Linked DNA regions of Homo sapiens: region 2 is linked to region 1. The links are chromatin contacts, found by Hi-C or POLR2A ChIA-PET in ENCODE. All regions are on one chromosome and are shown on one strand. Each heading gives the region's core, a stretch centred on a gene start or an enhancer-like site at or near the end of the contact. The rest is flanking DNA. Distances are from core to core; before and after follow the strand shown. Region 1 overlaps LOC105371840 (a long non-coding RNA gene). Region 2 holds the start of OR4D1 (olfactory receptor family 4 subfamily D member 1).

Region 1 (6,179 bases), core at 1,321-3,820:
CGTGTCGTGGGAGAGACCCAGTGGGAGGTAACTGAATCATGGGGGCAGGTCTTTCCTGTGCTGTTCTTATGGTAGTGAATAAGTCTCACAAGATCTGATGGTTTTATAAAGGTGAGTTGCCCTGCACATGCTGTCTCTCTTGCCTGCTGCCATGTAAGACATGACTTTGCTCCTCCTTTGCCTTCTGCTATGACTGTGAGGCCTCCCTAGCCGTGTGGAACTATGAGTCCATTAAACCTCTTTTTCTTTATAAATTACCCAGCCTCGGGGATGTCTCTATTAGCAGCATGAGAATAGACTAATACAATGCTCAAGGGTATTAGGAGAGAGTTCTGGTATTCCAGAAGGTTCTGGAAACCCAAGGCTCCTTCCCCCAAACCAGAAGGCAAGACCTGGGTGCATAGGAGAGAGGATTTCTCCCTCCTGACTCTCTTGGCATCAGATTCTCCACTTCTCATGATAACCATGCAGTCCCAAGTTGGAGACTTTCCAGGACAGTTTCAGTTTTAAATATTTTATCCTATTGTCCTCATAGGTACTTGTGAGGCCACATGCCCTGATTTTGTTATGGAGAAAACCCATAAGTACAATAATCCTAGCTCAGAGTATTTCCTGTTTGGCTGAGTTTACATAAATCTTGCCCTTCCCTGGCACCTAGGCATAGTGGTATTTGGAAGATTTGCTGGAATCCCAGCTAAGGAAAAGTTAGCTTGCAAGTTAGTATAGGAGCAAAGGATGGGTGACCTCCATGTTTCTTGGGAAATAGCTTAATTCTGAAGCCCCCCTAAAAAGAACTTATGCAAAAACCCATTCTCATTATGCTCTGTGGCTTTAGAGAAAAGCTTCCAGGTTTTCAGAATTCTCTCTCTCTCAATAGCTCTCTGATGAAAAAAAAATCCCTTTAACAGGAAAAGAGGCCTGGCACAGTGGCTCATGCCTGTAATCCCAGCATTTTGGGAGGCCAAGGCAGGTGGATCACCTGAGCTGAGGAGTTCGAGGCCAGCCTGGGCAATATGGTGAAACCCCATCTCTACCAAAAATACAAAAAATTAGCTGGGTGTTGTGGTGTGTGCCTGTGGTTCCAACTGCTTGGGAGGCTGAGGTGGGAGGATCACTTGAGTCTGGGAGGGGGAGGTTGCAGTGAGCCGAGATTCCATCTCAAAAAAAAAAGAATGGAGAACAGAGGCTTTTTTTTTTTTAATGTTTAAAAAGTTAGTTTTTTAAAAAAAATTATTATTATTATACTTTAAGTTTTAGGGTACATGTGCACAATGTGCAGGTTAGTTACATATGTATAAATGTGCCATGCTGGTGCGCTGCACCCACTAACTCGTCATCTAGCATTAGGTATATCTCCCAGTGCTATCCCTCCCCCCGTCCCCCGACCCCACAACAGTCCCCAGAGTGTGATGTTCCCCTTCCTGTGTCCATGTGTTGTTCTCATTGTTCAATTCCCACCTATGAGTGAGAATATGCGGTGTTTGGTTTTTTGTTCTTTCGATAGTTTAGGAACAGAGGCTTTTAATCCATGGTGAGAGATGAAAGCTAAGTCACCTCTTCCTCTTGGGGCATTGTTTTTCACACTGAAGGTTTCTGGATCCTGACCTTTGGCAAAACTTTAAAACTGTTATATATATGCTAGAAGAATATATAAAATATATAATGTAAACATATGTAACATAAATTAAAATATATAATATAAATTGGAGACTATGTATAAATAGAATGTGATAGAAGGGAAGAGAACAGAACATATCAGAATGCATTGCACTTGGTTTGTGTGAGTGTGGTTTCATGAAACTTATGTTTCTGTTTTATTTACTGATAGGTATGTGTGCCTTTGGTCACTGTGTAAAATGTATTTTGTCCTGTCGATCACAGTTTAAAAAATTTGAGGCCACTCTCCTAGGAAAGGTCATGCAGTTCCCTCTGTTCACACTGAACTGACACTGCTAAGGCAGACCCTCCCCTGAGAGCTGGTTCCATAGGCGTGGAGAAAGGAGTTGCAGGCTGCTGAGCACCTGTGCAGGGGTGAGACAAACATTGCAGAGAGGGGAGAGGAAAGGGCCAGAGTAGAAGCCACTTCTGTCCCTTTTGCAATAGTAGCTGCAAGGCACCGAGTGCCAACAGCACACAAGGCCTTCTGCCAAGTGCCTTAGATGAGTTGTCCGTTTCAAGTCTCACCACACACCATAAGAAAGAGGAGTACTATTATTACTGTCCCATTTTATAGATGGGGAAACTGAGGCTTACTTGCCTGCGGTCACATTGCTTGTACATTGCAAATGAAACTTTGTCTTAAACCCAGGTGAGCCCAATTTTTCAGGCCATGCTCTCATGCAATCACAGTAAACAGTTCCTCTTTGGGGTCTGGTGTTGGCCCAGCATCACCGATCAAGGTCTGCCAGCCCACACCCAGAGTGGATTCAGGGCAGGCAGGGCCAGGAAGTGAAGGAGCCCAAGTTCTGCAGCCCAGGGCCCCCGGACTGATGGCTGCGAGGGTGGCAGCCTGTTTCCAGCCCTGCTCCTGCTCGCTGCCTGCTTTGCCATCGCAGAATATGCTGCTAATTATAACCAAACACAATGAGCAATCGCAGCCTGCTGGCGGTGGAGCACTCGTTAGAGGTCTGGCAAGCTTTTCCTTCGACTTTCCCCGCAGCCTGAAGGCGGTGGCGGCAGGAGCCCTTGGCTCCAGCTCCCTCCTCCCCTTCCCGCTCCCTCTGCTCTGGGCCGGGTCCACTCAATTCCATTAGTATTTACTTAGCTCCTACTGTGTACAGGCTCTGGGTTCAGTGCTTGAGGGTGGTGCGGAGTGGGTGGAATTAGAGCCAGGCCTCTGTTCTTGCCTTCAGTGAGTTCACCGTCTTCGTTTTCTCTTAATTAGAATTTTAAAAGCCAGGCGCAATGGATTGTGGCAGTGAGAAGAGAGGTTTTGCTCAGCTTTGTGTACCTGACAGTTTCTTTGAGGCCCCTTCTTGGGTTTTGTGACATTTCTTTTCTGCCATTTGATAATGTGAGGGCACAAAAGTGCTTGCTCTGCATACATGATCTCTGGTGGTGCTCATTTGTCCCAGGGAGAGAAACTCTTTCCAAAATCTTGGAGAATGTACACCTGGGCCAATATAAGAGATGCATAAGACATTACAGGCCTTGGAACCCAGAGAAGGAGATTCTGAAATGCCTATGCTGAGGGCTCAGGAATCTGGGAAGGGTGTGAGGGGAAAGACAGCCTCAGATGGTGGGACATCTGCCTCTGGTTCTGGGGAAATACACACAGCTATTTCTGGGTTGATCTTCAGCCAAACTTCAAAGTAAGTCAGATTTATCTTTTGGTCCCTTCATCTCTCTCTCACGCTTCCTGGCATCTAAATTCCTTCTGGTGTATCCAAGGGACATTCTTCCTGCCCCCTATTAGGGCTTCCTTATCTGCCATCAACCAATCACATTAAGGTTTTTTTGTTGCAAATTCATCAAGATATGATTCCTCCAGGGAGCCATCATGGATGGTAGGGATAGTCGGGTCCTGTTTACTGAGGAGTCCTTGATGCCTCCCTAGCAGAATGACTGCCCAGAGCAGTAGAGCATGATAGCATGGTGCATATTTGTGGAGCGAATGAATGAAGAGCTGGGAGCAACACCAGAGAACATCTGGTCCTCATTTTGCTGCGGGGGAAAAACAATCTAAGGCCCAGAAGTAGGGTGACCAACTGTTCCAGTGTGCCAGGGACTGAGAGCATTTCCAGCATATGGGACTTTCAGTTATAAGACCAAGCAAATTGGTCACTTTATGATGGGTTGTGATGAATAAACCAGTATGAGCTGTATGAGAAGGCAGGGAAGAGGTGGGATTTTTGTGCACAAAAAAGATGGGAAGCACCAGACAGGGGAGAGAGCAAAGGCCTGGAGAAGGCAATTTTTAAAAGAAAAATAGACAGAGCCAATACATATATGAAAAAAAAGTTCAGACTCACCAGTAACAAAATACAAACTAAAGCAATTTTCACCTATTTCTCAAGGATTTAACACCATGGGAACACCCTGAGAAACCAAGCACTTTCATTCACTGCTGACAGAAATCTAAACTGTTTCAGTCTTTCTGGTGGGGAAGTTTGGTTCCAGGTTTTAAATTGTTTGGTCACCAGGCATAGATACCTTATGCCCTGTTTTCTTAGAATTTGGCCTTAAGGAAATAACTGGAGATATGATCAAATTTTGGCAATTAGGGAGGCCGAGGCAGGAGGATTGCTTGAGCCCAGGAGTTCAAGACCAGCCTAGGCAACATAGTGAGACCCCCTTTCTTTTTTCTTTTTCTTTTTTTCTTTTCTTTTTTTTTTTTTGGAGACTGAGTCTTGCTTTGTCACCCAGGCTGGCGTGCAGTGGCACGATTTCAGCTCACTGCAATCTCTGCCTCCCAGGTTCAAGTGATTCTCCTGTCTCAGCCCCGCAAGCAGCCGGGATTACAGGTGCATGCCACCACACCCCACTGATTTTTGTAGTTTTAGTAAAGATGTGGTTTCACCATGTTGGCCAGGCTGATCTTGAACTCCTGACCTCAGGTGATCTGCCTGCCTTGGCCTCCCAAAGTGCTGGGATTACAGGCAGGAGCCACTGTGCCTGGCGAGACCCCCTTTCTACAAAAATAAAAAAATTAGCTGGGCATGGTAGTGTGCTCCTGTAGTCTCAGCTACTTGGAAGGCTGAGGTGGGAGGATCACTTGAGCCCAGGAGATCAAGGCTGCAGTGAGACATGATCAAGCCACCGCATCCTGGGTAAAGACAGAGTGAGACCCTGTCTCAAAAAAAAAGTTTGGGGTGCAAGGATGCTTATTTCCTTATTACAGCTTCATAATAAAGTCAAATTGGAGGACGAGCGCAGCGGCTCATGCTTGTAATTTCAGCACATTGAGAGGCCAAGGTGGGAGGATCGTTGAGCCCAGGAGTTTGAGACCAGCCTGGGCAATATAGTGAGACCTCATCTCTACAAAAAATTTAAAAATTAGCTGAGCGTGGTGGTACATGCCTGTAGTCCCAGCTACTCAGGAGGCTGAGGTGAGAGGAGGCCTCGAGCCCAGAAGGTCGAGGTTGCAGTGAGCCGACATTGCATCACCATACTCCAGCCTGGGCAACAGAAAGAGACCCTGTCTCAAAATAAAATAAATAAAGTCAAATTGGTGTCAACCCAAAATTTCCTCTTAGGAGGCTGAATGAACAAAACAAATTTCTTGCTGGTCTTTCTGGTGGTCGGCCCCCACCCAGTTTTTAAGCCAAGCAATTCAACTCTCCTTTTGTCCCCCTTCCACTTCAGGTTTATTCCCTAAGCCTATATTTTAGATGCCAACAATTCTCTCCCACAGAGGAATTTTGCCATTGGCCCTTAAGCTAGTTTTTCTAGTCATTCTCAGCTTGCATCACTCACACGGTGCGTAGGCTGTTCTGCCCCTTGGTGCGGTTACTCTGGTCAGAGCATTTTTGGTTGTAAATAACAAAACCAACTCAGGCTATCTCAAGAAGAATAATTTTTTTAAATGGTAGCAGATATTGTTGGATGTGGGGAAGTAAGCCTCAAAGGAGGCCCACCTAAAATACCTCTGGACTGGCTGCTCCTCAATAGACTGGCTTCTTTCTCATTTGACCCAATACTGAGTTTTAGTCTCTGACTCTGGCCCTTACTATGTGCCCATAGGCAAGTGACATAAGTGTGGCTTCATCTGTAACAAGGGGATATTACTAGCTTTTATCACATAGAACTTCCTAGGTGGCAGGCAGTATAATAAAAAATATAACAGGCCGGATTCAGTGGCTCACGCCTGTAATCCCAGCACTTTGGGAGGCCGAGACGGGTGGATCACCTGAGGTCAGGAGTTCAAGACCAGCCTGGCCAATGTGATGAAACCCCATCTCTACTAAAAATACAAAAATTAGCCAGGCGTGGTGGTGCACACCTGTAGTCTTAGCTACTTGGGAGGCTGAGGCAGGAGAATCACTTGAACCCTGGAGGTGGAGATTGCAGTGAGCCGAGATCACACCACCACACTCCAGCCTGGGCGACCGGGTGAGACTCAGTCTCAAAAAAACAAAAAAACAAAATTTGGTTTTCATGCCCAGTTCCTGATACAGAGCTCCTAGAACCCTTGGAATTTCCAGAGTGATTTTTTGTTATTGATAAGGAGCCTCTTTAAA
Region 2 (6,179 bases), core at 993-3,492, 100 kb after region 1:
GAAAGAGATATTCTGTGCAAATAGTAGCCAAAAGAAAACTGGAGCGGGATCAATAAGAAAATACGGGACTTGAAAAATATTATAAACTGACTAGACTTAAAAGAGATTTACAGAACACCCAAAGACAACAGAATGTACATCATTCTCAAGTGCACATGAAACAATCTTCAGGATTGACTATACGTTAGGCCATAAAAAATTTTCAATAAATATTCAAAGATTTAAATTATACAAAGTATCTTCTCTGACTACAATGGAATGAAGGAATCTACAACAAAGGAAAAACTTGAAATTTTGCAAATATGTGGAGGTTAAACAACATACTCTCCAACAACAAATGGGCCAAAGAATAAATCAGCAGTGAAATCAGAAAATACTTTGAAGTGAATGCAAACAAAAGCACAACATACGCAGGGTGCAGTGAAAGCAATACTTAGAATTTTATAGCTGTAAAATCCTACATAAAAAAGGAAAAACGTCTCAAATCAATTATCTAACTTTACACTTTAAGGAACTAAAAAAAGAAGAGCAAACTAAAACCAAAGCCAACAGAAGGAAAAAAACAATACAGATTAGAGCAGAGATAAATGAAGTAGAGAATAGAAAAACAATAGATACAATCAATGTAACCAAAGTTAGTTCTTGAAAAGATAAACAAAATTTATAAATGTTTAGCTAAACTAAGAAAAAAAGAGAAGAGGCAAATAAATAAAATCAGAAACATTACTACCAACCTTACAAAAATTAATAGGATTGTAAGAGAGTACTATGAGCACTATATGCCAACAAATTGGCTAATTTAGATTAAATGGAAAAATTCCTGGAAACACAAATTACCAAAACTGATTTCAAAAGAAATAGAAAGTCTCAACAGACCTATAACAAGTAAATGTTGAATCAGTGTTTAAAAAACCTCCCAACCAAGAAAAGTCCAGTACCAGATGGCTTTAGTGGTAAATTCTGCCAAACATTTAAAGGAGTATGAACACCAATACTATGCAAGTTCTTGTAAAAAAAAAAAAAAAAAACAGAAGCAAAGGGAACACTTTTTAACACATTCTATGAGGCCAGCATTATCTTGATACCAAAGCCAGACAAAGATACAAGAAAAGAACTACAGACCATATTCTTTATAAATACAAATGCGAAAATTATGAGATGCCACTTCACTCTCACTATTCTAAGTAAGATGGTTATTCCTCAAAAGATTAGGCACAGTTGCTATAAAATCCAGCAATTCCACATCTAGCTATATACCAAAGAAAAATGAAAGAATACATCCACACAAAATCCTATACATGAATATTCCTAGCAGCTTTATTCATAATAGCTAAAAAGTGGAAAGAACTCAAATGTCCGAGAGCTGACTGACTGATTTACAAAAGTGGTATATCCATATGATGTAATATTATCCAGTCATAAAAAGGAATGACTGGTACATGACTAGTACTGGTACATGCTACAGTACAGATGAAACTTAAAAACATAAGTGAAAGAAGCAGGACACAAAAGCCATATATCATCATATGTGTGTTATATGATTCAATTTTTAGGAAATGTCCAGAACAGGCAAATCCAGAGACAAAAAGTAGATTAGTGGTTTCCAGAGACTGAGGAGAGAACAGAATGGGCAGTGACTGCTAAAGGATATGAGATTTCTTTTCAGAACGAAGAAAATGTTCTGGAATTAGGTAGTGGTGATGGTTACACAAGTTTGTGAATATACTAAAAACCACTGAATGGTTAAAATCATTTAATAATTGTGAAGCTTATGGTAGTTGAATTATATCTTGAGGATGAACTTAGCCAATTTACATTGAGAGTTCACTTTGGCTGAGAGAAGAGCAGATCAGAGATTGGGATAAGAGATGGTACCTTAATGACTGTACATATGAAAAAGGCTTTGGAGTTTATAGAGGGGGTGACCTGGACTGTGTCCTAGGACATAACTCACTTTTCCAACTACAGTGGTGATAGGAGAGGGTGGAGGCCTTGCACTGCCCATGGTGCTGAGGGATTTGGTTCTTGTAAACCTCCCTGGGAATTCACGTCTCTTTAGGGTTCTTATCCTTCTTCATCTTGGTCCTTTGATCAGTAACTCTGAAATGTTGGCCCCAAGACAGTCTCCCAATAATTATGTGCATCTGATGCAACATCTCACATACTTTTTAATAACTCCCATTGCTCATTTGCCCTTAGCAGCCTGAGCCAGGCTTTATCTTATGAATTAAGCCTAAGTTTTACTCCCCAAGGAATTTCCCTTTCCTTAAGGCCAATCCCATATGTGTTCCTTGTCTGAGAGAGGCCAGGAGAAGAATGGAGCTACAGGAGAAGAGTGACCTGGGAGATGGGAGGCTCTAAGTCCTCTTGGCCACTGTGGGCTGGAGGAAGGTGATGGCCTCATTGTCCTTCCCATGGACAAATCAGCACGACAAAGCCTATCGTGAGACAAGCATGGGGTGGAGGGAAGGCATGGGGGAAGTCATCAGGCATTAATGCAAGGGGAACGGGATTTGGGAAACATTGATTTTATCTAACATTAAGACTTTTGTCTGTATTGGCTTATGTGCTGGGTGGAATTTAGAACAGAGGGTGGGAGGGAGAGCGGAATATAGACATACACTGTTATCTCCCCCGCCTCCCACATACATACTACAGCTTCTTCCCACACCTAGGAGAAAACACAAACAGGTCTTGCTCTGACACTTTCCACCCTCTACTGTTCCTTTTTAAGTCTCATCTTCCTCCATCTTCCCCCTTCTCCTGCCTGCTTCTCTCACTCACTCCAGATTTTCTTCCCTTCTTTATTGCTGTCCCTCCATCTTATCCTCTCTTTTCTTAAATCTTGTGTTTAACAATACCTGTTAATGCTCCCTGGATGACAACAGACTAGATTCTACCCCATTTTGGGAACCCACTTATTCCTTCTCCCCTCGTCTCTCCTAGTCCTGTGTGGGCTGATTTTCTAAGAGCAAAGACAGATGGGAGAGAAGATTGAGTAACAACAGAAGAGGTCTAGAATCCTCCCCTTTCCCCATACAGATCCATGTCCCTCCCTATGTCTATTTTCTTTCTTGTCTAGAATCCCTCTAAATCTATTTTCTATGCATGTAGGGGGAGGAAGCATTTGCAAAGATTCTGATGGGTTTGTGGAAAGAATCGGGCCATGCTAAGATGATGCTTCTAGGATTGTAAATCTGGTGATGCTGGGAATTAGGATTCTTGGATTCTCTTTGAGGTCCTATAAACTGCATTCTATCCAGTGGCTACTCTCTCTTTCTTCCCAGCTCTCACGGCAGTCTGGCCCATCCCAGCACCCTGTCCTCCATTAAGCAATCACACATTCTTTTGGGAACCAACTATGAGAAAGGGTCTGTGTGTACCACGTACTGTGTAATACTTAACATATTGGATTTGCACTGAAATTACAACACATGTGAGGAACAGAGCCATCCTCATGAAAAAATACCAAGGCATAGCAACATTATGGAAGAGCTAATTACTCTTGAACCTTGAAGGAAGGGTAGAATTCAGACAGGTGAACAGGACAGAAAAGCAATTCAGATGCGGCACTGACTGGATGAAGGCACTGAGACCTGAGGGACCGAAGAAGAGATAAGTTTGGCTGAAGCTGAATCTTCTTAGAGGAGAGCAGGTAAGAGGAGAATAGTCATTAGGAGTGCAAATTCTGGGTCAATCAGACCTGGCTCAGAATCCCAGCTCTGCTTCTTCTTCTCCATGTGATCTGGGAGAAATTAGTTAACCTATTCAAGCCACAGTTTACTTATCTGTAAAGTGGAGATAATTTATGGTACTTACTATACTTATAAACATGGGAATAATATGTGAGAATTAAAAAAGATAATGCCAGCAAAATATTTAGTATAGTGTCTATCACATAGTAAGCATTCAAAAAATGTTTACTACGATGACAATTACTGCTATTACAACAATAAATGCTTACTACCACAGTTATTACCATTACTACAATTACAATAAATGCTTACTACTACTACTATTAAGTGGCAGATGGACCTGGAAAGAAAGGTAGGAGCCTGTTTGTGTGGAAGCCCCTGAAATCCTAACTAAGTACAAATTCCTTCCTGTAGACAATAAAGAGCCATGGAAAATTTTTGAAAACCTTTTGAAATAGAGGGGGAAGATGTTGTTGAAGAAGTTTATGTATGTACTATGTTGCACAGTGTGGATTAAAATGGACCAAAACCTGGAGGCAAGAACCCACTTGGAGGCCCACAGCAATAAGCCAGATAGGAAAAATAATTTGGCAGTAATTTCAAAGGAAGAACGAATATGCCTTGGTGATAATACATGTGGAGTTCAAGGGAGAAGTCTAGCTGGGTGAGGGGATAACAGACAGAAATAGGAGAGCCAGAGAGGTATTTGGGTTTAGAGTAAAGAAGTAGCAAGAATGATTTCATAATAATGACAGGCAGCTCACAGTGCCAGATGGAGCTGAAAGAACCCACGGTTACTGACGGGCTTTAGCCATTACAGTGACACTCAAACTGAAGAACTGGTTATGAGGAGGGGAGGAATCCAGCGGTTCTGCAACAGTCCTGGGAATCACGGTCTCCTTCTCTCCTCTCTTTTACAGAAGAGCTTTCCCTTTTCCCACACTGCGTCTCCTCCTCTTTTTCTCTCTCTCCCTTTTCCTCAGTGTTCTGAGGTTTCTCCTTCCCCGAACCCTTCCCCTTGCACACCTGCGGTTGTCTTTCGCCCCGACAGTGCTCATGCTAAGAAGTTTTTCAGCTCTTACCTTTTCTTTTTCTTGGTCTCATTATAATACTTCTTTTGCTTTTTTTGATTAAAATTTTATGACAATTTATAAATTACAAGAAATAAAAAAAATTTTGTAAAGAAGAGAAAATATATGTTCCATCAATCCCATCAACCAGAGATAACCACTATTCACACTGGTAACATTTTGGTTTTCCATGTCCATTTTTTCCCTTTATATTTATACTATAGTTTATCAAAATATTTTGTAATTCTCTCTTTAAAACAACAATACTTTGAGTCTTAAAACCCCTCATGGATAATTTTAGAGATAATCCTGTCTATATTTGTCTGTAAAGGTTGATGAAGATCTTTTTTTTCTTCAACTTTTATTTTAAGTTCAGGGGTACATGTGCAGGATGTGCAGGTTTGTTACATAGGTAAACATGTGCCATGGTGGTTTGCTGCACAGGTCATCCCATCACCTAAGTATTAAGCCCAGCATCCATTAGCTATTCCTCCTGATGCTCTCCCTCCCCTCGCCTCCCCCCTGACGGGCCCCAGTGTGTGTTTTTTCCCCTCACGTGTCCGTGTGTTCTCATCGTTCAGCTCCCACTTGTAAGTGAGAACACTCTGTGTTTGGTTTTCTGTTCCTGTGTTAGTTTGCTGAGGATAATGGCTTCCAGCTCCAACCAGGTCCCCGCAAAGGACATGATCAATAGAGCTATCTTTTCACATGTATCCATTCAATTCCCTTATAAGAGCATCAGTGCAATCACTGCTGCCCCTCCCATGGTAAAATCAAATCCCATAGAGTTAAACATCCTTTTAGGATATATTTATTCTTAACTAGTATTTCATCCCATGGAGGAACCATATTTTATTTAACCAATATCTTATAGTCATGCATTTATGTTGTTTCTAGTTTATCAATATTATAATAATGTGATGAATATCCTTAAGCATACATTTTTAAAAATTAGTTTTCATTGTTTCTTTAAAACAAATCCCTAAGACAGAAATTACTGGGTCAGGGAGTATAAATAATTTATGGATTTGGCACATATTTTCAAATTGTCTTCTAGAAAGATTGTACTACCAGTGATTTATCTATTGCTCTAAATTCTCAATAATGCTGAGTATTACAAGTTTTTAAAAGATCAATGTTAACATAATTTTTAAAAATTGTTCCTTATTATATTTTATCTTTAACTTTTTGGATAATTAGTAAATTCTAGATACATTTGAATTATTATTATATTATTACAGGTGCTTGCCACCACGCCTAGCTAATTTTTGTATTTTCAGTAGAGATGGGGTTTCACCACGTTGGCCAGGCTGCTCTCGAACTCCTGACCTCAGGTGATCTGGCCGCCTCGGCCTCTCAAAATGCCGGGATTAACGCATGAGCCACTGCACGCAGCCATGTTATTTTATTTTAA

The links. Hi-C counts contacts between places; a loop is a spot of excess contacts on that map. ChIA-PET counts read pairs that join two places held with the same protein, here RNA polymerase II (POLR2A).
Region 2: a loop to region 1 is called in a map of posterior vena cava, with 2.7 times the contacts of the local background. The contact joins the promoter of OR4D1 here to the enhancer-like site in region 1. A Hi-C loop is called at or near these places in 1 of 168 maps with a recorded cell type or tissue (posterior vena cava). POLR2A ChIA-PET finds 5 or more read pairs at or near these places in 2 of 52 experiments (Panc1 and activated CD4-positive, alpha-beta T cell).

Annotation. Positions count from the first base shown.
Region 1 is chr17:58,044,326-58,050,504 of GRCh38, forward strand. It overlaps LOC105371840 (a long non-coding RNA gene), which reads right to left. Exons shown (of 4, transcript XR_001752951.2): 4 at 6,041-6,179. Among named protein-coding and RNA genes, the nearest start is that of DYNLL2-DT, 36 kb to the right of the region's middle. Within about 2 kb of position 2,571, at least 2 of the 41 ENCODE cell types and tissues checked have a DNase peak (open chromatin) inside an H3K27ac peak, as active enhancers do.
Region 2 is chr17:58,146,142-58,152,320 of GRCh38, forward strand. It overlaps OR4D1 (olfactory receptor family 4 subfamily D member 1), which reads left to right and starts at 2,243. Exons shown (of 4, transcript NM_001386095.1): 1 at 2,243-2,443; 2 at 3,288-3,655.